2 separate regions of the Homo sapiens genome follow, and region 2 is linked to region 1. A link is an interaction called in ENCODE POLR2A ChIA-PET data of the cell type or tissue named here. Cell type or tissue: OCI-LY7. All regions are shown on one strand. Links, peaks and the distances in the headings refer to the core of each region. The heading gives the core; the rest is flanking DNA. Region 1 holds the start of DNTT (DNA nucleotidylexotransferase). Region 2 holds the start of OPALIN (oligodendrocytic myelin paranodal and inner loop protein).

Evidence for each region. Peaks named below come from ENCODE experiments on the same cell type or tissue, not always from the same donor. Only the 100,000 strongest peaks of a DNase experiment are listed, where the experiment ranks them.
Region 2: POLR2A ChIA-PET joins it to region 1 with 6 read pairs; 3 of 35 experiments call an interaction of 5 or more read pairs at or near these places.

The regions. Positions count from the first base shown.
Region 1 is chr10:96,292,661-96,304,875 of GRCh38, reverse strand. It overlaps DNTT (DNA nucleotidylexotransferase), which reads right to left and starts at 442. Exons shown (of 11, transcript NM_004088.4): 1 at 176-442. The coding sequence starts at 378. In OCI-LY7, for the core only: no CTCF peak of the experiment used is centred there; a DNase peak (open chromatin) is centred at 5,285; H3K4me3 peaks cover 1,219 bases; H3K27ac peaks cover 1,753 bases.
Region 2 is chr10:96,353,709-96,365,923 of GRCh38, reverse strand. OPALIN (oligodendrocytic myelin paranodal and inner loop protein) reads left to right here and starts at 6,922. Exons shown (of 6, transcript NM_033207.5): 1 at 6,922-7,030; 2 at 10,634-10,669. The coding sequence starts at 7,028. It overlaps TLL2 (tolloid like 2), which reads left to right. Exons shown (of 21, transcript NM_012465.4): 21 at 1-1,316. In OCI-LY7, for the core only: no CTCF peak of the experiment used is centred there; no DNase peak of the experiment used is centred there.

The DNA.
Region 1 (12,215 bases), core at 2,819-7,818:
GTCCCCACTTATCTCGTTTTCCTTAACTAGTTGTTCTTTGATTTCAAATCTGCTGTTCTCCCAGTGGGAAGATCACCTCTTCCACATGTGGAAGAAAACACAGGTTCCTTGGGTTCCCAAGAAGCTGTTCACAAAGCCTCTGCTTATTTACAAAGCAAGATCGATGCTGTCCTACCTGAGCTCATTTTCAACCCTGAACCCTTTCCTGCGGGCCAGCTCCATGAGGAACGCTCTGCGGGTGGTTCCCATTTTCTTCTCCAAAATGAAGACGACCAAATCTTGAAATTTGATGTCTTGAGGAGAGGAGGCCATCAAGGCACCCGTCTGCCGGGGTCTCTTCTTCCGAGGGCTCAAGTGGGACGCTCGTGGTGGATCCATGGGAAGAGGCTGCTGCTGCCTCTGGCTGGCCCATCTGGTGGTGTCTCCAGAAGGGAGGGAGACTGCCACCCTCCTACACGAAGGGTTTTGATGTCATCTCACCAGCAGACTCTGAAGCCAGGCCAGGGCTTCACAGGTGCTGCCCTGGCAACAGCTTCCTGCCAAAGTGTGATGGGGAATTTTTATCTCTGTTCAGTTCATTTGTCCAATATGGAGATCATAATGAAGACAGTCAATTAACTTTTGTTTTCATACGCACAATCTCATTAGCTCCTCAGAGTAACCTCGTGAGGAAGGTAGGGAAGCATCATTGTTTGCATGTTATTTATTTCTAAATGTACTGAGGCCCTTCTGTGGTCTTTATTTATTGATCCCCTTTAAACCTCCCAACTCACTTGCATTCTCCTCCTTTTGTAGACAATCATTACACTGTACTGGATGTCTGTTATTTGCATGGGTGTTATATTCTGCTTGTGGTTGTTTTGACTTTACATAAATGGCATTGTTACATTTCTCATTTTGCCAATCACCTTTTTATTTCACTTGGAACTATGTTTTCCAGATCCGTATTCTAATTGCTCTGTTGCTTCTAACTGCTCCATAGTATTTCATGGTGGGTATTACCACCTGTTCACTTACATAGGTACATTTTATAAGCAAGAGAACCAAGGCTCAGTTATTCAAGATCACAGAATAAGGGGCCAAGCCATATCTTGAATTCAGTTCTTTGGATTCCAAATGCTGTATGCATATATTAGTTTTTTAAGTGGATTAAGGTTGTCCAGAGAGTAGTCTGTTATAAACCCTAAAATAGGTCTTCTTCAGTGGGATGGTATGACTTTTAGATGATAACCACTGCCATAAGGAGACATTTTCATAACTTTATGTGCAAAATTAAATTTGTCTTTCACCAATACACTCTATAGATCTCATTTCCTGAGCAGCTACTACACGGCCAAGGCAAGCACCTACCAGCCTTAGCTGACAGGATCCTCACAATACCACTGTCAGGTGGTCCTACCTTTCTCATTTGGCTAAACAATTTGCCCAAGGTCACAGAGCTACTGAATTTTCACAACTGAGAAATGATTGAGCTAGGATTTGGACTCAGATCTGTCTGATTTTAAAAGACTACTCTTAACCACCAAGGAGCCTTCCTCTGTATTGTCTTCTCCAATAACCAATCTGAGCTCTGCTCACCCTTTGTCCTTTTTTTTTTTTTTGGAGATGGAGTTTCGCTCTTATTGCCCAGGCTAGAGTGCAGTGACACAATCTCAGCTCACTGCAACCTCCACCTCCTGGGTTCAAGCGATCCTGCTACCTCAGCCTCCTGAATAGCTGGGATTACAGGCGCACGCCACCACGCCTGGCTAATTTTTGTATTTTTAGTAGAGATGGGGTTTCACCATGTTGGTCAGGCTGGTCTTGAACTCCTGACCTCAGGTGATCGGCCCACCTCGGCCTCTCAGAGTGCTGGGATTACAGGTGTGAGCCACCATGGCTGGCCGTCTGTGCCATATTATTTGAGACTTTTGCTATCTCCAAAACACGTGAGCACCTCACAACCGTATTAGGGGAAGAGTCATGTGACAGCTGCCTTAAGGCATGGGTAAAGCACTCTGTGTTGCTCAAGAAAGCAAAATCAGAAATCTTCAGGTGGAAATTGTAGAGTAATAGATTCCAGTTCTCCGCAAGTAAGACCTGTTTAGTAACTCAGCTGTCTAAAAATATACAGAGAGCAGCTTTATACAGTTGTGTGTTACAAGTCATGAAAAGTATTCAAACAGATGCTGGATAACTGTTTATTGAGCTGTAACAGAAGGGAATTCAGACATCTGGTAAGGGCCTATAATGCAGCCCTGAAATTCCCGGATGCTATGACTGTTTGCTAGAGATCAACTGGAAGATGAGAGTCTATTTTGACCCTCACTATTATGTGTTTGGTTACTGAAGAGCTGAATGCTTCATGTTAGAATGCAGTCTTAGCTACCAAATGGTGCTGCAGCAGGGAGTTAAGTAAATGATTCTAGCAAGAGTCTGGGATTGTTGTGTTCGTTCCCAAGGTATAGCCACCTAATAGTAAAGGTGCACCACCTAAGCAGTAAAGGGAATGGGGAGGTAGTACTGAGATGTGGCTAACAGCTCAGGCTTCGTCAGGCTGCCCATAAAAATTCTGTCTCTATTGCTCTGAAGCTTCAAAGCAAGTTGCTTAACTTCTTTAAGCCTCAGCTTTACCCCATCTGTAAAATGAGGACTGAGATAGCCCACATAACCTGCTGGGCAGAGTGCTTGACACAAAGGTAGCACTTTCAATAAATGTCAGTTCGTAGTAATTTATGTTTTGTTTTTAGAGACATTCCAGTTCAATCTGAAATCGGATATATATGTTTTGTGAAACTACTAAATCATCAAAATATCATATTAAACAATGTCACATTTTAATTTGCTTTGAGTCACTGGTATTGAAAACATTACCAACAAAAATTTCAAATGTACTGATGCCTGTCTGGTTATCAGGCTATCATCTCTCAGCTGCAAATCTACCTTTTTTCTGATGGATTCCATGAGGTTGAGGCTGGGACTGAGCAAATTCTCTTTCTCATTTGCCAGCTGACTTTATGTCAGGCTCTGCCAATGGTGATACCAGAGGGAGACTGAAAGTCTAGATAAGAGGAAAGAGGTGACCTTTTTTGTTTGCTTGCTGCTACAAAGGTCAGGGTCTTCGCAGTAATGGTTCTCTACTCAGACAGCAGTGATTGGTTCTAGTCTTTAGCTTTTTTCTTTTTCTTTTTTTCTTTTCTGCACAACCAGACCCAGTCTTACTGTACCCTTCAGAGGTATCAATACCACTTAGGTGACATCTCCTCAAAAGTCTGAGCCCCAGCTCTGCAGAGGTTTCCCTATGAAATTCTATGGCACCAGGGACGACAGGCAGCACTTCCTTATTAAAGATCTGTGTTCCAGCTCCATGGGAGCCCTGCTCCAAACTTCCAGTTTTCAACAATCCCAGCTCCATCCCTTTGTTGCTCCAGCCCAGTGGTGTAGTGTGCTTCTTGCAGTTTCTTTCTCTGAGTTACCTCAATGTCCTCTTTTTGCTTTTTCAGCAATTAATGTCTGTTAAACCAATCCCCTGTGGTGAAGGGAGGTGTGAAATAAGGTCTGAGAGCACAGATGTCTCATCGCCTTCTCAGGAACTAAATTAAATCGTGCTCATGAAGTGCCTTGAAAATAATAAAACACTATACAGAGTTCTCTTATGCTCTTTGGCATTGCTGCCAATAGCAGGAATTGATTTCTTCTTACTATACTATGATTTTCTGAAGCTCTTTGCATCAGATGTTGAGCACTCTCCTTGATCTACTAGATTGGTCAATAATCTCCAAATCTCAGTGTCTTAACAAAAGTTTATTTGTTTATGCTACTTGGTGGAGAATTCTGCTCCATTTAAGACTCTTCAATATGAACAAATAGAATACAGGTGTTAGGAGCCAGACTACCTGAATTCAAAACCTAACCTTTCTTTGCTTTATTTCCCTTATCTCTGCAATGGGGGTTAGAATGATTTCTATCTTACAGGTGGCTATGAGGACTAAAGCACTTCAAAGACCACTGGCATGCAAGTTCCAAGAACTGTCCATTGCTATTGTAATAGTGCAGGTTTCTCCTTGTTCCCCCTTCCCTTCCCTGTGTTCCCATATACTTTGTAGGTAATCCTGTCACAATCCTTCCCAATGGTCTTTTGCTTTCCCTAGACTCTTCCAAAAGTGGTGCCAGCCCGCTTAGGAAGAGCTGACACAGGAGGATCACTTGAGCCCAGTAGATCGGGGCTGCAAAGAGCCCTGTCCATGCCACTGCTCTCCAGCCTGGGTAACAGAGTGAGACCCTGTCTCAAAAAAGAAAACAAAACAAGACAAAAAAATAAAACAGACCTAAGACTCTAATGAGACCAGAGGGGTGTCCTGCAATGATTTATGGGAACACTGGTCCCATGAAGTGTTCCAGGCAAAACAAAAATTCTGCAGTGAATTAAGTGTAGGGAAACCAGAGAAACTCTATACAATGTGTGTTAGAACATTAAAGGTTTGTAATAAACTGTGTTCGCCCACTGTATTCTCAACATGCTTACCTTTTCTTTGTTTGTTTTGTAGAACACCTACAGCACCCTTTTGAATGCAACTGGAAGTATTGGTGCCTCAGGAGCTACACAAGCCTGAACCACCTGCTACTTACCAGATGTATGAGCTTGGGCCATTCCCTTACCCCATGGGGGGTTCGCAGTTTCCAACATGTAAAATAGCAGTCATAGTGCCAACTTCTTCACATTGTAAGTGATGAATAAGATAGCATGACAACTGCCTGCCTGGTCCACATGGGAGCTGGGCCACTGTTCTGTCCTCCCTTTCATGCTGCCACTCCCATGATGCTGGCAGATGTGACCAATGCTCCTGCCTGTTCAGGTGATGATGGCTATGAGGAAACAAAGAACACAGCTGCTCACTGGTTTCCATGCTGATGCTCCCAGGCAGCCACTTCTCCCCTTAGTTCGGGATTGTTTTTAAATTTTTTCCATTTTGGGTAATATTTAGTCTCCACATGATCATTCTTAGAGATCTTTATTGAGTACAAGTGTATGGGGCAGGAAACAATGGGGAGGATTTTAGGTTTTCCATGGTTCAGTGGAGAAGTAGCCCTCTTCCCATCAGCAAACACTATTTTTATCCTTAGGAGTCCTGTTGTTATTCTCTGTGCACGTTGGAGGAAGTCAGTTTGAGAGAGAAAACTTCTGTTTCCGGCACTTTCATTTTCTTTTATATCAAATATCTTGTATCTTCTATTCGTTTCAAGGTGTAGATCTGGGACCTGTGCCATCCTCAAATGTGCGGGCAGGGTTTTGTTTTGGTTTGGTTTTTCACCGAGCACCAGCTTCCTCTGTTGCCTGAACAGCTGTGTTTGGTTCTTGGCAGCAAGTGTCTTCTGGAGCTTAGAACTGCCTTGCCAGGAGCATGTGTAGAGTGTCTTGAATGAAAAATAAACCTTGGAAAATTTGTTTCTTGCCATTAAGAAGCATTTGGTAGCTATATATGTTGGGTGCCTAACAAGTACAAGAAATTTCTATATTTTAGTTATAACAGGGGTTCACCTTCATCTACAACATGAGAAGTGATAGTTAGAACAATGGAACTGATGGACAACAGCAGCTTATTTGTGACTTCTAGTCTTTATTCCAAAATGTTTATTAAACTTAACTGTATACAAAATTATGGGTGACAGCATGAATATCAGGCATGGAGGGGAGAAAGTACAGGGATTTGCCTCAAGGACAAATTTGAATAGGACAGTTGGGATTTTATTTGCAAAGAGTTAGGAGCTGCTGAAGGTGTTTAAGCAAACACAGAAGGTGATCAAAATGGTGCCTTAGGGAAATTAATCAGGCAATAATGAATGGGGTGAATTGAGGAGGGAGAAAGAAGGGAAGGAATCAGGAGACAATTATAATAAGATATGACTTGGGGCCACTGGAGAGAATGAGAACAGAGCCTGAGTGAGATGATAGACGTTGTGCTGTGGATCAGTGGTTGGGGCCATGGCTCCTGGGTATCCGGGGGTAAAATCCTCCAGTCCTGCCAATATCCCATAACTTCCAAATCTTTATCTCTAGCCCATTTCTCTCTCTTCAGCACCAGGCCCGTTTACATTCCACTGAAAAATATTATTCAAAATGCCTGAAACAGAACTACTCATCATCACTCCCCAAACTGTTCCTTCACTTCTGTCACCAGATCCTTTTAATTCTTTTTCTTGACTGATAACGTCTCTAAGGTAAGCAGTTAAACACATCTTTCTCTCCTGCAGCTTATGAACTGACTGCAAAACAAGCATGGGTCAGTTGGCAGTGGGGTGCATGTGAATGTTTAGCAGTCGGCTCGCAGAGTTCCAGAACATTTAGCCATGGGTTCTTGTGAGCTGGCAGCAGCTGACTCCAGCACACCACTGTGACCAGAGTCACAAGATCAGCTTTATTACTGGTAAACTGGAGAATGTGGCTTGATGCTTTAGCTTCAACCTTCCAGACATCTATTACTGAATTGAGAAGTTTATGATACAATAATACTATCATGACATACTGGCAATAATAGTCATCTCTAAAGATGTTAGGCTTTGTGAAATGCTTTACCATTTATCCTCACATTCTTCAGAAGGCCCTGGAAGATGTTTAACTTGCCCCCTTACACTCATCTGCTGGAGGAATTCAGAGGAGGGCAGGAAAGGGTGGCAGGAAGGGCATTCACATGAGAGGGAGCCTGTCGGGGGCCAGGAGGGCTGGAAGGATTTGAGCAGATGGGAGAAAAGGAGAGAAGTTAGGTTTGGAGCAGACCTCAGAGACCACCCAGAGCCTGAGTTGGCACTAAGAAGTCATGGGAGCTTCTGAGCAGGACAGTGGCAGGCCCGAGGCAGGGCCACAGAAGGCAGCCCTGCAGTGATGTGTATATCCCGTGGTCCAAAACGGGATTCCTGGAAGGTGCAGAGAGCTGAAGCTGCTACTCCAGCTGGGTCACTATTGCAAATGGCCAGAAGAGAACCGTGGAAGCCTCAGCTGGGACCATTCATTCATTCAATGCATATTGACTGTGTGCCTACTATGTGCCAGGCACTTCTAGGCATTAATAATACAGAGTGAATAAAACAACCCCTGCCTCATGGGATTTACATACTTGTCTGTTACTAGAAGGAAACAGACAATAAATAAAATTATTCAAGAATCTCAAGCAGGCCAGATGGTGATAAATGCTGTAGAGAGAAATAAAGGGGACAGCGTATGCCAGGGTTGGGATGGCAGTCTAAGATTATCCAATTAGGCTTTATTGAGGAGGTGACATTTTAGCAAAGATCTGAAAGAAACTAATGATGGTAGCGATGGAAACAGGCATAAATGTGCCAGACCAAGGAGGCACATCATAAAGAAATCATTGTAAAAGGAGAGAGGATGGGTACATCAAAGTCTCAGAAATCACACCTAAACAACTTATCCATGTAACCAAACACCACTTGTTCCCCAAAAACTACTGGAAAAAAAAAAGACTACCTTAAAAAAAAATTGAGGCCAGGCTCATGCCTATAATCCCAGCATTTTGAGAGGCTGAGGTAGGAGGATCATTTGAGACCAGGAGTTTGAGACCAGCCTGGGCAACAAAACAGGACTCCATCTCTACAAAAATAAAAGTAAAAAAATTAGTTGAGTGTGGTGGTGCACGCCTGTCTTCGCAGCTACTCAGAAGGCTGAAGCAGGAGGATTGCTTGAACCCAGAAGGTTGAGGCTATAATGAGCCATGACTGTGCCATTGCACTCCAGCCTGGGCAACAGAGCCAGATCTGATTTCATAAATAAATAAATAAAGAGAGAGACAGACAGAATCTCACAATTATTTAGACAGTGAATTGGAAAACAATAGTTTTGGGTTATAAAACCAAAACTGTAAAATAGAATTAAACTAAACTTGAAATGTGTTTGACCTTTATGGTTTGAAAAGAGTCAGCTAAATATTTCAGCTATTCTTTACTGGATCTTATGGAGGACATTTTATGCTATAGTAGTATTTGTAGTGTTTATAACACTAGGGGATTGAGATGGTCTTATCAGAGTGAAATGAATAGCAAGTAGAGACTGATCATAACAATACGCTTCAGATTCCCCAGTTACTCCCAGTGCCTTACTAATGTACCTTTTTCCCTCGTGCTATAAACATTTATCCTTGGCCCAGGCACAGTGGCTCACACCTGTAATCCCAGCACTTTGGGAGGCCGAGGCAGGAGGATCAACTGAGGTCAGGAGTTTGAGACCAGCCTGACCTACATGGTGAAACCCTGTCTCTACTAAAAATACAAAAATTAGCTGAGCATAGTGGCACACACCTGTAATCTCAGCTACTCAGGAGGCTGAGGCAGGAGAATCACTTGAACCTGGGAGGCAGACCTTGCACTGAGCCGAGATCACACTGCTGTACTCCAGCCTGAGCAACAGAGCAAGACTCCATCTCAAAGAAAAAAAAGCAAAACAGCAACAACCAAAAACACATTTATCTTCAAGGTCACAGATCTCCCTCTGTAGTGGATGCTGTGGTGAGCTGCCCAGAGACCCCTTCAGGATGGAGTCACCATTCCTTTTGCTACTGACAATGGCAGAGCTGATGGCTCACTGACAAAGAGAGACACTTGCCTAAGGACAGACCCCTCCACTTATTGGTCAATGATCGGGGGAAGGTTACAAAGGTCAGGTCATCTCATTTCAAGGGGTGACAACTCTGAAGGGCCAGCCTAACTCTAGAGCATCCTATTAGATTGGCTGAGATCTGTACTACAATCAAATAGTGGTTCAACTCTTTCTCTGCCCAATCTCCTCCTTCATGCTCCCATAGATGATGATCCCAAGGGCATCCCCAATAGACTTCTGCACACAAATTCCCATCTCAGGGCTGGCTTCCTGGGAACTCACCTTAATAACACATTGTTGATACTTACCCTGTTTCAATTACCTTCTGCCCCTGACCACCTTCCTTTATGTAGACAAGTATGGCTCGTCTTCCCATTTAGAGTGTAACCTTCTTTGTATGTCTTAGAGGGCTTAGCACATGTCTTTGTACATAGATGACAGCCCAAAGTATAGGCTGTGAACACCATTCCTCTTCCATCCAGAGAGACCAGTGAGAATTCTGTCAGTGACACACCCCTAATGCATAGAAGGGGAGAGCTCAGGCCCACAAGTGTTTGTGCCAAACCATTTATCTAAAGCTGGTTTTGCTGGGGATGCAGCCAAAACCCTCTCTTATTCTTTGCCAGGAAGTGAAAGTCTTTCATCACCACCTGGGAGGAAAAAGGGGTTCAACGGCCCAGCAGAAACAATGTCACATCGTGAATTTGGTACCAAACTCAGCTCTCAATGCAACGAATTTGAGATTTATTTTAAACGTGTGTTTCTCAGAGAGAATAATTTGATGGGGGTAGGGGGAAGTAGGGACTCACTTTCAACATAGTAATCTTTTTTTATAAAGCTCTGTGAGTAATTGTTTACTTTTTAAAAATAACAAAATCTCATATTCAATATTTTTAAATTGTGGAGGTAATAGTTTATAATTAGGTGCTAAATGGTGTGATTATATTTAACTGAAATGTTTTAACTTGGTGAAAAAGGGCCTAGCTCCTTTCCAAAGCTTCTGAGAGAGCAGATTACTTATTCTCAGCGGAAGTAAACCTATGTACTACTAGTAAATCTCAGCTCTATTAGAAAGGGCAGAAGAGTGTCCAACAGAAAGAACTTCTACTGGAGGAAGAGGTTTGCCTTAGATAACTTAGGAGGAGGGCACAGGGAGAGAAGGGGAAGAGTGCCAGGAAAATCCAAGAGGAGGCTGGCAGCTCTTAGAGGAAAACTAGGTAAATTCCACACATTGGAGTCTCCCAGATCACCAGGGTGTCTTAGTCACTTCAGGATGCTGTAACAAAATTACCAGAGAAGTTTATTTCTCTCCATTCTAGAGTCTGGGAAATCCAACATCAAGGTGCCAGCTGAAAAGTTTCCTGGTGAGGGCACTAGCTCTGGTTTGCAGATGGCCACCTTCTTGCTGTATCCTCACATGGTGGGGAACGAGATCATCTCTCTCGTGTTTCCTCCTTTAAGGGCACTAATCCCGTTCAGGAGGGCTCCACACTCATGTCCTAATTACTCCCAAAGGTATAACTCCAAATACACCTAATCTCAAATGGGGGATTAAGGCAAAAACATGTGAATTTGTGGATGAAACAAACATTCAGCCCAGAGCAATGGATACAAAGCAAAAACAAACAAACAAAAACCCAGTTTGCCTGTTACATGAATACATTGTTACATAAATATTTGTTCTCTGTGTAGAACTTTGGTTCACAACCCTGGCTACACAATAAACTACCTGAGTTTTTAAAATATCAGTGAACAGGCTCCATTGCACACTAATAGAATCTGAATCCCAAAGGGTGGGGGTGGGGGTGAGTATTCATGTTTTTTACAAACTCCATAGTTATCCTCCTGTGCCACCGACCTTGAAAAACCACTGGTTTAGAATATTTGTTGAGCACGGCTGAGATGGATAACTCCAGTTGTCCTCCTTCATGTAAAGCTAAAAAGATAGAGAGGCATAGACTCCTTCCCTACTCTCTATTGATATTTGGGTTTGTTAAATTAAACAACTACTTTTAATTGGTGAGGCATTTTCCTTTATAGTCTGGACAACTCAAACTTGCACCACCAAGCCCTTGCCAGATGGCAGAAAGCAGGGCATTGGAAGGTATTTCCTCCCTGTTGAGTACCAGCTCCACTTCACCAGCCAACCCATGAGACAGTGTTCTACAATGCCACAAAGACAAATAGCCACATGCGTCTCCCATGTACCCGGATACCACCTTGAAGGGAAGGGACAGAACTTTGAAAGATATTACATTTCCTGAAGTTATCAAAGCAGAGAAAACTGAATTATCTGATGGGACAGTTAAAACTATTGGATTGGACTGAAATGGCAAGATGGAACTAAGCTTTAGTTCTTTTCCCACATCCCAGCAAGAAGAAAGTAAATCAGCTCTTCTATAGACAAAATAACAAAGCTCACATTTTCTCTGTATACATAAGGAAAGGTGAGGGATTTTGGACCCTGAAACATGAGTTTATGAATATACACATGCATACATCCATTTGCATGTGCATATGTGGATATGCACATTCACGCACTGTAGACCAAGGCAGAGAAAACTAGGACTTAAGAGTGCAGCCAACAGTGGGCTGCACCTGGCGTGTTCTGGGATTCTGGTGGCAGAGAAGGAATACCGGCTTCTTGGGAGCAAATCCTGACATACAAGTGTGGGAAATGCGGCAAAATGAAACTTGTTGAGCGCTGTTGACAAGACAATTTTTCTGGGAACTAGTGCAGTCATTCAGTGAGCCGGCCAGACAGAGCAGAGTTCATTTCAGATGTTTCTATTGTCCCAGACATGGGAGTTCTACTTGTCACCATTTGGTGTCAGTATTTTCTATCCTAAAAGTCCTCTGGGTTATAAAGCAAAGGCCCTGTTGGAGAAAGTCTGGAGTATTTTACTGTGAATAACTAACTTTATTTCAGAAAATTTTAATATTCCTTTTAGCCTTCACTGCTTTGTTTTCTGCTTTGTAATTGTTTTTCTTTGTGCAGAAAAAAGGCAGCATTCTCTTTATCTGCAAAGGCAAACATCAGAATTACACCATTCATTCATTTGACCAACAAATCTTGAGGACCAGCATCTTGTAACACAAGTCCCTCCACCTACAGAGCTTTTCGGATTCTAGAGGGCAACATGCTCAGGGCAGAGGCAGGTGTTGGAGGCAGCAGTTCTGTAGAAAGAAAAGCTAGCCCTGGCTTTGAGCCTGGTTTTGCCACTTAGCAGCTATGTGGCTGTGGGCAATAAACTTAACCTCTCTGAGCTGCAGTCTCTTCATACATAAAACATACATAATAAACACTTTTCTTCCAATTTTATCATGAAAATTAAAGAAGTTGAGGGATGCCTAGGCAGAGCACAGGGGATGTTTAGGGCAGTGAAGCTACTCTGTATGACACTTATAATGGTCATTATACGTTTACCCAAACCCAAAAGCGAACCCTCCTGTGTAAACTACAGAATTTGGGTGGCAATGATGTATCAGCGTAGGCTCACCGATTCTAACAAATGTACCACTCTGGTGGGGGACGCTGGGAATGGGGGAGGCTATGCATTTGTAAGGGCACAAGGTGTGTGAGATATCTCTTTACCTTCTGCTCAATTTTGCTGTGAACCTAAAACTG
Region 2 (12,215 bases), core at 3,900-8,899, 60 kb before region 1:
TATCTCTTTAGTATGAACATTTTCAAAAACACACAGCTTCAACAATTGTCACCATATGGCCAATTTGCAACAATGGGACTCTTATGAAAAACCTTTATTTAGGCCTTCTGTGTGACGTATCCACAGAAAAGAGAAGCTCTGATTCAGCTGGGGCTAGCTGGGCCGCTCCTCTGGAAGCCCACACTTGTGGGGACTTAGGCATGACACAGGTTCTTGCAAAGAAACTAGAGGCTGGCTTCACTAGAGAGAGTCCATTCAGCAGAAAGTCCCAGGCCTCTGCCTTGGTGCTTCCAATTATCAGTGACCTGCCTGCAAGCATCCCCAGAAGCAAACAGCAGAGGTAGAAGATATCACTGCAGCCTGCTTTGTGCTTTAATTGGGTACCAAGCTTTGGGGATGACAGTGAGTTGCAAGAATAGTTTTAGTTCAGAGAATTGTCTTAGGACAACAGGCTAATGAAGGATTTGGGGTCTGGGTTTTTAGCCTGGCTCCGTTCTGGTGTAACCCGGTCTAGCAAAAGCTAAGCCTGGATTGCAGGGCAGGAAAAAATCTGGAATTAACTTTAGCCAGTGGAATTTCTTCAAACAGAGAAAGAGAGGCTGTTCATTGATCCACTATTCCCTCTATTTTCCTCTAAGGTAAATATTTAGAGGTATTTACCTGTAAGGTGAAGTTTCCTTTTTATTTCTACTTTACAATTTCTCTCTAAAGCAAGCTTGTCCAACCCTTGGCCCAGGACGGCTTTGAATATGGCCCGACACAAATTCGTAAACTTTTTAAAAAACATTGTAAGATTCTTTCTGTGATTTTTTTTTTTCTCGTCAGCTATCGTTAGTGTATTTTATGTGTGGCCCAAGATAATTCTTCTTCCAATGTGGCCCAGGGAAGCCAAAAGATGGGACACCCCTGCTGTAAAGTTTCATATCACTCATGAATTGCTCAGCTGATTTAAATAATTTGTAAAATCCTGCTAACTAGCAAATTCACATTGAGATTTTCTATTGATTGGGTCCCTTTGATAGCTTTCAGATTGGTATTGTTAGCGTTCCATTTGTGAACAAATGTTCCCTTGGCTTTAGCAGATGTTTTTAAAGTTTCTTTTGTAGACCGAACTTCTGAAGAGTAATACCAAATGCCTAAAATTTTATTTTTAAAAAGGAAAATTGTTTAAAGTATTATATGTAAACATATGGGTATTTTTTATTTTGTGTAATTTTACATTTCATGAAATGATGTCAGTTTCAAAGAGAAAGTGGAGAGGACCTAACATATGTCTCTACCTAGAACGGATGGTTTCATTAAAGAATGTGGATTTATTGATGTGTCTTGGGTTTGTATTGCTAATTCAGACCAGATGGGTCCTTTTAGTGCTAATTTTCTCCAATATCACAAGAGCTTGGGAGAGAGTACTAAAAGGGGGCCCTTCTCTACAGCCTTCCACTCTCTGGTTAGTATCCAAGTACTCCAGAACAGAGTTCACTAATGGACCCAGAAAGTCATGAGCAAAGCTAAAGATGGCTTTCAAATTTGTTCCCTTTCTTACACCAAAACAAGCTGAAAATCTTACAACCTAATTGTGAAGATGTCTGCTGCCGAAACCATCCAGATGTGGTAGACATCTTCCATTTGCCCCTCAGCTCCCATCGCCACCCTCCTCTATCTGGACATTTGTCTGAGGACTACATCTGACACCCGAGACTGAAGGTTATGGCTCCCAGTAGGTGAACACTACTGGGAGTGTTCCAGGCCTCCCCACTGGGGGCCCTGGAAGTTCCTCCTTCCACTTTCCACTTCAGGCTTAGGGGTGGTAATGACACCCTGCTTGTCTAACCTTGGGGTACTGCACTTCCCTCAAGGGAAACCTTTATAGGTAGTCATTTTAATAAACACTTTTCAAATGTAGTAATGAGTGTACATTACTTGTCTCCTGCAGGGAACCTGACTGATACAGGGTTATTTCTAACACAAAGACAGGGACTCCATCTGATAAGGGACACCCTCTTCAGGTTGATTAGATGAAGAGGCTTTGGGGTATGTTTGGAGTTTTGTGGGTTATATTACAGAACGGTAATTATACAACTGTGTTTTTAGAAGCACTCAGATTGCTCTCAGTGCAAAATCCTTTAACACATGCAGTTGTTTTGTGCTATACATAGTCTCAAGATTTTGACTTTTCTGCCCATTTGCAGTCACCAATTACATAGAGTTGATAGATAAATAATTGATAGATGATAAATAGATGATATAGGTAGATAGGTAGATAGATAGATGATAGAAAAAGAGAGAAAAAGAAAGAAAGAGAAAAAGAGACAAAGAAAAAGAAAGAATGAAAGAAGAAAGAACAAAAAAGGAGAAAGAAAGGAAGAAAGAAAGAAAGGAAAGAAAGAGAAGAAAGACAGAAAGAAAGACAGACAGAAAGAAAGAAAGCAGGCTATAGATCTTCAGCAAGGTTTATCTTCTATAGCTAACGGTGAGTCCCAGTGGTGCAAGGGCATGAATGCTGGTATATCAGTCAGCATGGGCTAGCTTATGCTGCAACAACTATCCCCCAAATCTCAGGGGCTTTATATAAGATTTATTTCTTGTCCACACTACACATTCATTTCTGGTCATCTGGAAACTCTTCCATATCATCCTCAGTCAGGACCAGGCTGATGAAGCAGCAGCATCAGAACATTGCTGGGTTTTATAATACAGGGAAAGAAAGGGTGGCACATGACACACTGGCTCTTAAAACTACCTGGAAATGATATATTACTTCTACTCATTTCATTGATCACAGCAAGTCACATGGATGTCCTTAACTTCATGACAAGAACAAGGCAAACTAGCAACATTGGTGGGCAGCAGTAATGACTCTCACATGTGACATTTGTAGATAGGAAAATGACTATAATTCTTCTGTTTGTTCTAAAATTTCACTTTATCCCTACCTTATTATTAACATTTTAGATAAAGATTTCTAAAAATTAGAACAAGGCCACTGCAACAATGTTTGTATACCCACAAAATTCATGTATTGAAATCCCAGCCCCTCATGTAATAGTATTGAGAGGCGGGGGCTTTGGGACGTAATTAGGTTATGAGGCTCCAGAGAGATCCCTCAGCCTCCACGTGAGGACACAGAGAGAGGACAGCTGCCTAGGAACCAGGAAGCAGGCCCTCACCAGACACTGAATCTCCTGGCACCTTGATCTTGGACTTCCCAGCCCCCAGAACTGTGATAAATAACTTTCTGTTGCTTATAAGCCACTCAGTCTGTGGTGCTCTGTTTTAGCGTCCCAAATGGACTAAGACAGCCACCTGTCATTTAGAATGGTCCAGTTTTTTAAGCTGACCGGTTGTTACAGGGAAGACCATCCATGTGATTGGGCTTGTACAAATTTAAATGGTGACAAAATATAAATGATCCGAGATTCTCAGAGTTGGTGGCCCCAATCTTTCACCCACTAAGGGCATTCCATCTATGGTTTCTAAGGAGATGATTCTCAGGCCCGACTTCCAAAGAAGGAGAGCTTACTCACTTCATCCATTCCTTCTCCTTTAGGTAACAATGCCAAATTCATTTTGCAGAACCACCTCTTCTTCCATTGGAGGGACCCTCACTGGGGGGACTGTTAGCCAGGTGGTACATCATCCTTGGCCATATGAACCAAGCCAGACCAACCAAATCCTCTTCCTGGGACTGGAGTCCTGATCAGAGAGGCAAAAGGGCTGAGATATTTTGGAGCTCAGTTTCCCTGGAAGGACACCTCTGAAAGACCGTCTGGGAGTTGCTGCTGCTGAAGGTTTGGGAGCAACCTCACTCTGTCCTTCCAGAGCCTGGTTCTCTAGCCCTCTGTCCTTTCTGAGAGCTCCACTATACTCAGTCAGTAAGTTCTCCTTTTCTGTATTGTATTGTATTGTATTGTATTGTATTGTATTGTATTGTATTGTATTGTATTGTACTGTACTGTACTGTACTGTACTGTACTGTATTGTATTGTATTGTATTGTATTGTATTGTATTGTATTTTGAGATGGAGTCTTGCTCTGTCGCCCAGGCTGGAGTGCAATGGCATGATCTTGGCTCACTGCAACCTCCGCCTCCCAGGTTCAAGCGATTCTCCTGCCTCAGCCTCCCGAGTAGCTGGGATTACAGGCATGTGCCACCATGCCCAGATAATTTTTGTATTTTTAGTAGAGATGGGGTTTCGCCATGTTGGCCAGGCTGTTCTCGAACTCCTGACCTCAGGTGATCCACCCGCCTAGGCCTCTCAAAGTGTTGGGATTACAGGCGTGAGCCACTGTGCCCGGCCAAATTTTCCTTTTCAAAAAATTAAGCAGAGTCTGGTTTTGATGCTTGTGACTGGGCAGTCATGACTGATGGACACTTAGGCAGGGGTACCAATTGCCTGAAGATGTCAACAATTCTTCTAAAGAGATAATGTGTCCATCAGAAGGCAGAGTTATGGATCAGTGGATGCACAGCAAACAAAAGTGCCAAAAAGGACCTCAGTGGCCCTCCCCATCCACAAACAGCCTTGCCAGAGAGTGCTGGGGCCATAAACTGGAATTCTATGGTCCAGGTTGATTCTACGCCAGTCAAGGAAAATTAAAAGCATCATTTGTACGAGCTGTGCTGATTCAAGTAGTCTAATTGCATAAATTGTATCATCCCTGCTTTGTAGATTAAAAGACTCAGACTGGAAGAAGTTATTTCACTTGCCTAAGACCATGCAGCTTCCAGTAGGGCAGCTGTGGCTCTAAACAGAGGTCTCTCTAGACCATGTTGTCACCAGTAGGTTCAGTTTAGGCTGTCACTGTGGAGTCTTGGAAACTGGAAGCCCACAAGGCAGAGGCCTCATTGGTCTTGTTTAGGATAGCATCAGTGTCGGCCATGTTGCAGGTGGCTGATTACCACAGTCTAAGAACTGATTAGAACAGCAGCTGTCACCCCTGACTGCTCGTTAGCGTCCCCTGGGGATGCCCCTGCCTCACTCTGATCAATCAAGTCAGAGTCTCTGGGGGCAGGTTCTAGGCATCAAGAGTTTTTATAACCAGCCCCCTACCACTCCCTAGGTAATTCAGGTATGCAACCAGGATGGAAAAACCACCTGATTAAAGGCAATCTGGTCTCCACTGTGCCACTAAACTGCTCTTGTCAAGGCCACCAGCAACCCCGATACTGGGAATCAGAAGGCTCTTCTGACCTCTTCGGAGGCTACCTCTCAGCAGCAGTTGATACAATTAACCAACATCTACTCCCCTTCTTGAATCAAATTTCTTTCCTGTGACCCCCGAACTTATCTGATTTTCCTGCCTCACTCAACTCTCCTTGCTAGTGACACCCCCTCTTCCAGGCTGCTAAATGTCTGTGAACCCCTGGCAGCTGTCCTGGCCCTCTGCCCTGTCTACCTGCTCATGCACACCGGGGGCTTTAAAACCATCCACAGGCCGGCCACTCCCAAACGGATGTCTTCAGCCCCAGATCCCCTTTATCCAGTCGCCTACTTGGCACCCACACTTGGACAGCCCCTAGGCTACTCAGGTGTAAGGGCAATCTGTTTCTCCAGTATTACCTGCCTAAGCTAATAGCATCTCCATTTTTGTTAGTCAAGCCTCAAACCCAGGAGTTGGCTTTATTCTTCTCTTTCCCTCACCTCGCCCTTCCCCGCCCCATATTTTTTTCATCATTTAATCCCAGTGGCTCCACCTCCACAGTAGAGAGCACAATCATTCACTGCTGTCTTCCTACAGCAGCCACCTTCATCGCTCACCTGGACTCCACTAGCCAGCCACCTGCTTCCACTCTCTTCCCCTGTAATCTTGGCTCCACAGAGAAGCCCTAGCAATCCTCGTCACCAGCAATTACATCATGCATCTCTCCCACTGAAAAACCCTTGGAAAAGGTTTCATCTAAGGATGAAAATCTTACCATGCCCTCCCATGTCACATCAAAAGGGCTCAAACTCACTCCGTCCTTAGCCCCTTCCCGGGTGACTCCCTGGTTTATGTTGTTCCAGCCAACCGGCCTCCTGCCTGCTCTGGGAGTGCACCAAGCTTACAGGGCTTAGCATTTGCTGTGGCTTCTGCCTGGGACTCTCCTCCCTCAACCCTTCACATGTCTGCCCTCTTCTCATCTTTCACGCACAGCTTCAGTGCCATCTCCCAGAGTCATCTAAACAACGGCCTCCTCTGTCACTTGAGTCGCTCTCTCCTTACACTCCTATCTGCTCCTCTCACAGTGGTTTTCATTTCAATGGCCAAATTATTGGTTTAATTCTGTTGTTTTATTAGCAACTCATTCACCATTTTAAAGAGGCAAATCCCTAACAGGGAAATTGTAAGTTATAAAGCAGCCCAAGTCCATGGCTTCCTCCAGGTCTAGAGAGCTTCCCACCCAAAATACAAAAACAGAGAGGGGGTGAGGCTGAACTCACACCAGGCAGCTCATTGGCCACTGAGTGCAGCACCTTGCAGCAGCTGGAGCCCCCAGCAGTGTGACTCCTGCAACAGAATGGGCCCCCACCCCTCCTCCAGACATCCCGAATGTCCATGCTGTTGTCCATGTAACACAATGACTCCATCATTATCAGTAACATGGTTAATGTGGACTCCCGTCAGCTGGGGATGGAGTGGCCAGCCTCAGCCTCATGTAACCCATTGTTTCCAAAGGGCTGCAGGCTGCAGAAGCCCCCAAGCTCTCAGGCCAGCTGTGGCTTCTTTGCTGAGATGGAGGTATAGCCAAGAAAGCAGCCTGAAAAGTAAGGACAGAAAATCAAGGCAAAGAGGGTGGGTGAACCAGGCCATACACGTCGGCCATGCAGCAGCAGCCCATCTTTCCCGAGGGATGGACTGAGGGCTTGGCTACTCCCCTGACCATAAATGGCTTGGCCAGGGTTCTCTTGGAGCCACCTCTCAGCCTGCCTCTGCAGCTTTGTCAGTTAACTGTTCCTACAAATGAAAGACACAAGCCAATAAAGCCAGTGAGAAAGGAGCTTACCAAAGGCAGTGTACGAAGAAGGTTCCTGGGAGACTGTCAGAAATGGTGAGTGAAAGCTGGCATCTCTTCTCAATCGAACTTTCATTTCTTACTATAAAAAACCTCCAAATTCAATTAAATGTACAATGAAGTAAAGGGACTTTATTTTAAATTATTTTCCTATATGCAAAATACCAATAATTTTTTAAACTTCTCACCTAATATTTGCTGATCTTGTCTTTCATTTTGGTATTAAGGTTTGTTTTTAAAACCCCACATACAAGAGTACAGAGTAGATGTTTCACCTATGTTCCCTTTCTAGTTGAAGCAATGGATCTAATCAACGATTTTATCTGTCTTACTTGTTTAATCTGGCTTTTTGTTCCATCATCAGCAACATGGATGGTCATCATTGATCAGAAATTTTCCATCTTTCTTGTTTACTTGTGATAAATATTTTGTTGTGACTCAATCAAATGAAGTTTGCTAAGTTAGAAGAGAAAACAAGAGGGTTCTGTGATTTACTAAAGAATTATGGAAACAGCCTAGGTGTCCATCAGTGGATGAATGGATAAAGGGACTGTGGTTTATATGTATATATACAACTGAATATTAGCTTTAGAATAGGAGGAGACCCTGCCATTTGCCATGTTTGTCCTATTTGGACCTGGAGAACATTATGCTAAGTGAAATAAGCCAGACACAAAAAGAAGAATATTGTGTAATCTCACTTTCTTGTGGAATTTTTTTTTTTTTTTTTTTTTTTTTTTTTTACAAAAAGCATTGTTAAAAGGAGTAGAGCTCAGTCTGTGGAGTTAGGGAGATCTGTGATCTAACCTGATCTCTACCACTTAAAAGCTGGTGAGCAAAAACCTATCTTGGTCTCAGTTTCCACAGGTATAATATAGGAATAATAGTGCTCCCTTCATGGGGAGGTTGTGAGTATGGGGTCTTATACCCAGCACACCTTCAACAGCAGTAAGTTTTTATCCTGTCTCTTCCTCCTTCCTCTCACAAACTGCAAACTTATAATGAAGGACGTTCAGCCACTGAGATCCCAAAATGCCTTCAGAATCATTGTGTAGATACTGCATAGTGCTCAGACTAGCAGTAAGCAATAATTGCATTGTATCCAATTCTAGTACTTTGACTATCACTAACTCATGCTTGCAATTCCATTCCACAAGAACTTTCCTATCCTTAGCTCTGTGCTGGCCAGGCCATAAAGAATATGCTACCACGTGATCCCTAAAACACAGAGGGTGTTTTACAGTTTGGGAGAAAGGAGCTGCCACAGATGACATTACGGTATTCCCTTGTGAAGTGGGCAAGGCAAGTTAATAGTATCCCATTTTGAGAATGGGAAAACTGAGCCTTGGAGAATAGATTTGTTGTGAGAAAATGGAGACCAGAGGGTTTGAGTGACTTATCCAAGACTACACAGCTCCTAAGTGGCTAAGTGTGGGCTCGAATTTAGATCAGGTGGCTCCAAGCTCAGGGTTGCATCATCCCACTCAGCTGTGTCTCTGAAGGGCACTGCATCAGATTCTTCTCCACCCTAATTTGTGCGATGTTTTTCTCTCCATGAGAGCACTGTACTGTGTTTCTACAAAATATGAGTGTCTTTCTGAAATTGGCCAAAATCTCCGTCATCCGAATGTTGATAAACAACACATGCAATGGCCCACTTGTTGCTGCACCCCCTCTTCTACTGTCCTCCCAAAGGAAGCTTTGTCTTAGGGCTGCTGACATCAGTCCTCAGTGCCCACTGATGAGATAAAGCTCTGGGCAGCTGCATTCAGTGCAGCGACCATCCAGTGTCCTTGCAGCACGTGTTGGTCTGGTGCTAGCGTGAAGAGCAGTGGTTAGGTCCCTTGAGCAAGAGGACCCTGACCTAAGAGGCCCAGACGTCCCTGTGTTCCACCGTCATCCCAGAAGCAGAGGTGCACAGTGCTGTCAGCCTGGGTGCTCTGATTCATCCACAGAGACTACTGGAGTTGCTTGGAAGCCTTGCAGAGTGGTGGAAAGAGGTTGTCACCGGGACACTCAGGTTCTGGTGACAGCTAAGTAGTTGTTTGGACTTGGGAAACCTGTTCAAATTCTTGAGGCTTGGTTATTCTCTATAAAATGCGGGTGTCCTATTGCCAAGAGGGGGAGAAGTGAGCAGAGGCACCACTGAAGCGTGCTAGTTGAGCAGGGCCACGTTGATTGAAGGACATAATATTTGGGGCAAAAGCTAGGGGGACTTACACATTCTAGGTGCTTAAAACACTTCTGGTTCACAAAAGATTTTCTTGTTCATTAACCCATCTGAATTCCAATCCATCAGTAAGTCAGCTGAAATAGGTGTTTTGTCAGTTTGCTTCTGTTGGGATGAGATCCTCTGTTACCATCTTTCGGGTTGGGGTTGAGTCACATAGACTGCGGCCCATTGGCTGGTCTATGTGGCTCCAACTGTTCTCATTTGTCCATGAGGTGATTTCTGATAAGTCCCTGGGTTTCAGTTTCCTCTGCTGGAAAATGAGGGTTTTGAGAGAGATGATCTTTCAGGTAATTCAGGTGTGAAACATGATTCTTTTGGATTCTTTAATGTTTCACAACTTTCCTATTGTTGGATAACATTTAATTTTAAAACTTAATGAATGCATTGTTTCTACAATGACAGAATCTGGTCTTGGGATGCTGGAAAGACGGGAAGCTGTGGTGTAGACCAAGCCCAGGGAAATATCTGGGGGTCAGGGAGACCGAGGCTGAAGGAGGGCCCAGCCAGGAGGTATTAATCCAGGGTGGCTGGACCCAAGGGGCTGAGAGTCCAGAAAGTGGGAACAAGACCACTTCCACCCAGGGAAAGAGGGGAAAATAGTTTCACTGGCTGAGTCAGAACAGGTCCACCCATCATTCCAATCTAGGTAGGGAAAGGACTTGGTAAGGAGCAGCCTGGAAAGGCTAGAGTAACAGGGGCTAGGGACAGGGAGGAGAAAGGAGCCACCTGAGGCCCTGGGCAGGCTACTTGGTGCTCCACTGAGCCCACGATCTTTAAATTTGGACTCCATATTTGCGGGAGAGGTGAGACCATCTACTAAGTGAGGGGAGGAAAGAGAAGGGTTTGCTGTTCCCCTGTCCTCCTGGCCACTTCAGCTCCAGCAACCTAGAACCTCTGCCTCAGTTGTAGCAAAAACAGAAGCCTTGCCTTCCCCGGGTAAGGATCAGGTGTTCTTGTTAGACCATGCCCTTTGGGGGTCTTACCTTCTACTCCAAGGAGAAAACACAAAATACTTCTAAATTCAACAGTTTTCTGTCTCAAAGGAGTTCTAGAGGGAATAAACATAATTTTAGCCTTTTGCTGAATTTCTAGTCATGTGTTTGCTGCCCTTGTGAATGGGACCCCTCAGACAATAGCCTTGCAGGCTGCCTCTTCATCTGATCCTGGTCGAGGACCTGGTTGGGGGCGGTGGCAAGACTGACTTGATGCTGAGGGAGGAACTCATGACAGGCTCCTTGCCTCCCCTTCCTTCTTTTGGGGCCAAGACTGTGCAGGACGATGGGGGCTGGCTGAGTCTATAGGATCAATGACCTCTCGGAATCCACCAGGGTCAGTGAGTTTGAGGAAGTGAGGAAGGAGCTTGCTGACCATCCCTGGGAGCTTTAATGTTTACTTCTATCTTGCAGAGTTTTTCACTGAACTTCACCCTGCCGGCGAACACAGTAAGTACAGCAGCCCCCATTCACCAGGCAACGCAGAGAAGACCAGTGCAGAATTTACAGTAGGTCTCCAGAACTCACATAAACCCCTCACACACGGTGATAAGTTACACAGACTTTCTTTTTTTTTTTTTTTTTTTTTTTTTTTTTTTTTTTTTTTTGAGACAAGGTCTTGCTCTGTCACCCAGGCTGGAGTGCAGTGGCATGATCTCGACTCACTGCAACTTCCACCTCCTGGGTTCAAGCGATTCTCCTGCCTCAGCCTCCTGAGTAGCTGGGATTACAGGTGTGCACCACCATATCCGGCTAATTTTTGCACTTTTTAGTAGAGACAGGGTTTTGCCATGTTGGCCAGGCTGGTCTCAAACTCCTGACCTCAGGTGATCCGCCCACCTCAGCCTCCCAAAGTGCTGGGATTATAGGTGTGAGCCACCGTGCCCGGCCATTTACATAAACTTTCAAAACGCACTGAGGAATAGTTGAGAGATGCTGAGAGAATTTATTTCCATTATAAAACTTATAAATACACATTTTGAAAAGGAAAATAGGAAAACAACAACAACAATAAAACACCTAAACTCTCATCAGCAGAAAACTGGTGTAACCCTTCCTGTCCTGTTTGGCGTTACATAAATTTTGACTTTTGTTGCCTTTGTACTATTGTTTTCTTACTCTACATATAATTTTATATCTAAATGTTTTCCACTAGTCTTTATAACCATAACTGTTATATGGTTAATCACATAATCATGTGATCATATTATGATCGCATAATATTTTTTCAAGTTAATTATTTCTTCAGTTGATTAACTATCATTAGGAATAACTTTGTGATACATGGCATTTTAGAGAATCCTTATCTGCATTTAAGATAATTTCCTTGTATGTATTCTAAAATGGGAATGATTGGGTCAACAAGAATGAACATTTTATGGCTCTTGATTATGGCATTTAGTTGCAAGTCAAAATTGAGGTTTTCAATTGTCGATGTTAGAGTTTCAATCCACAGCTGATCCTCCGTCTTCTGTTTGCACATTGCATATAGATAACACTAAGAGCCAAGGTTGTTATCTGATCAGTAGCACTACTATGGTTGAGCAAGGCATTTTTCTGGCCCAGTTTTTTAGTGGGCTTGGCTGTGCCACATTTTTCTGATAAGTTGTCTGGTTATTCAAAGAGAATAAACTGAATCTTACTCGTAAGAGGACTCCTAAGCCAGTGCTCATTTTACTGAAACATGGGGGCATAGTTCTAGAGAGTAGCATAAAGTTAGAACATTGTGACTTATTGCTGGACCTGTGGTGCCCACCACTGTCTGCCCAGACCTCTGTGAACTGAATACATTGGCACCTGCTCCAGCCTCTGGTGGGGGGCACTTCTGAACCTCCCCAACTTGCTCTGCTTCCCTGCTTCAGCTTCTGCCTGTTGGTTTCAGGCAAATTCCCTAATTCTTCCTCTTTTTCCTGTCAAAACCTTTTCCTTCAATCACTGCTGGAACTTTCCCCTGGCTGTTGGAACCCAGCAGGTCCATAGACACTCCAGGTTCTGT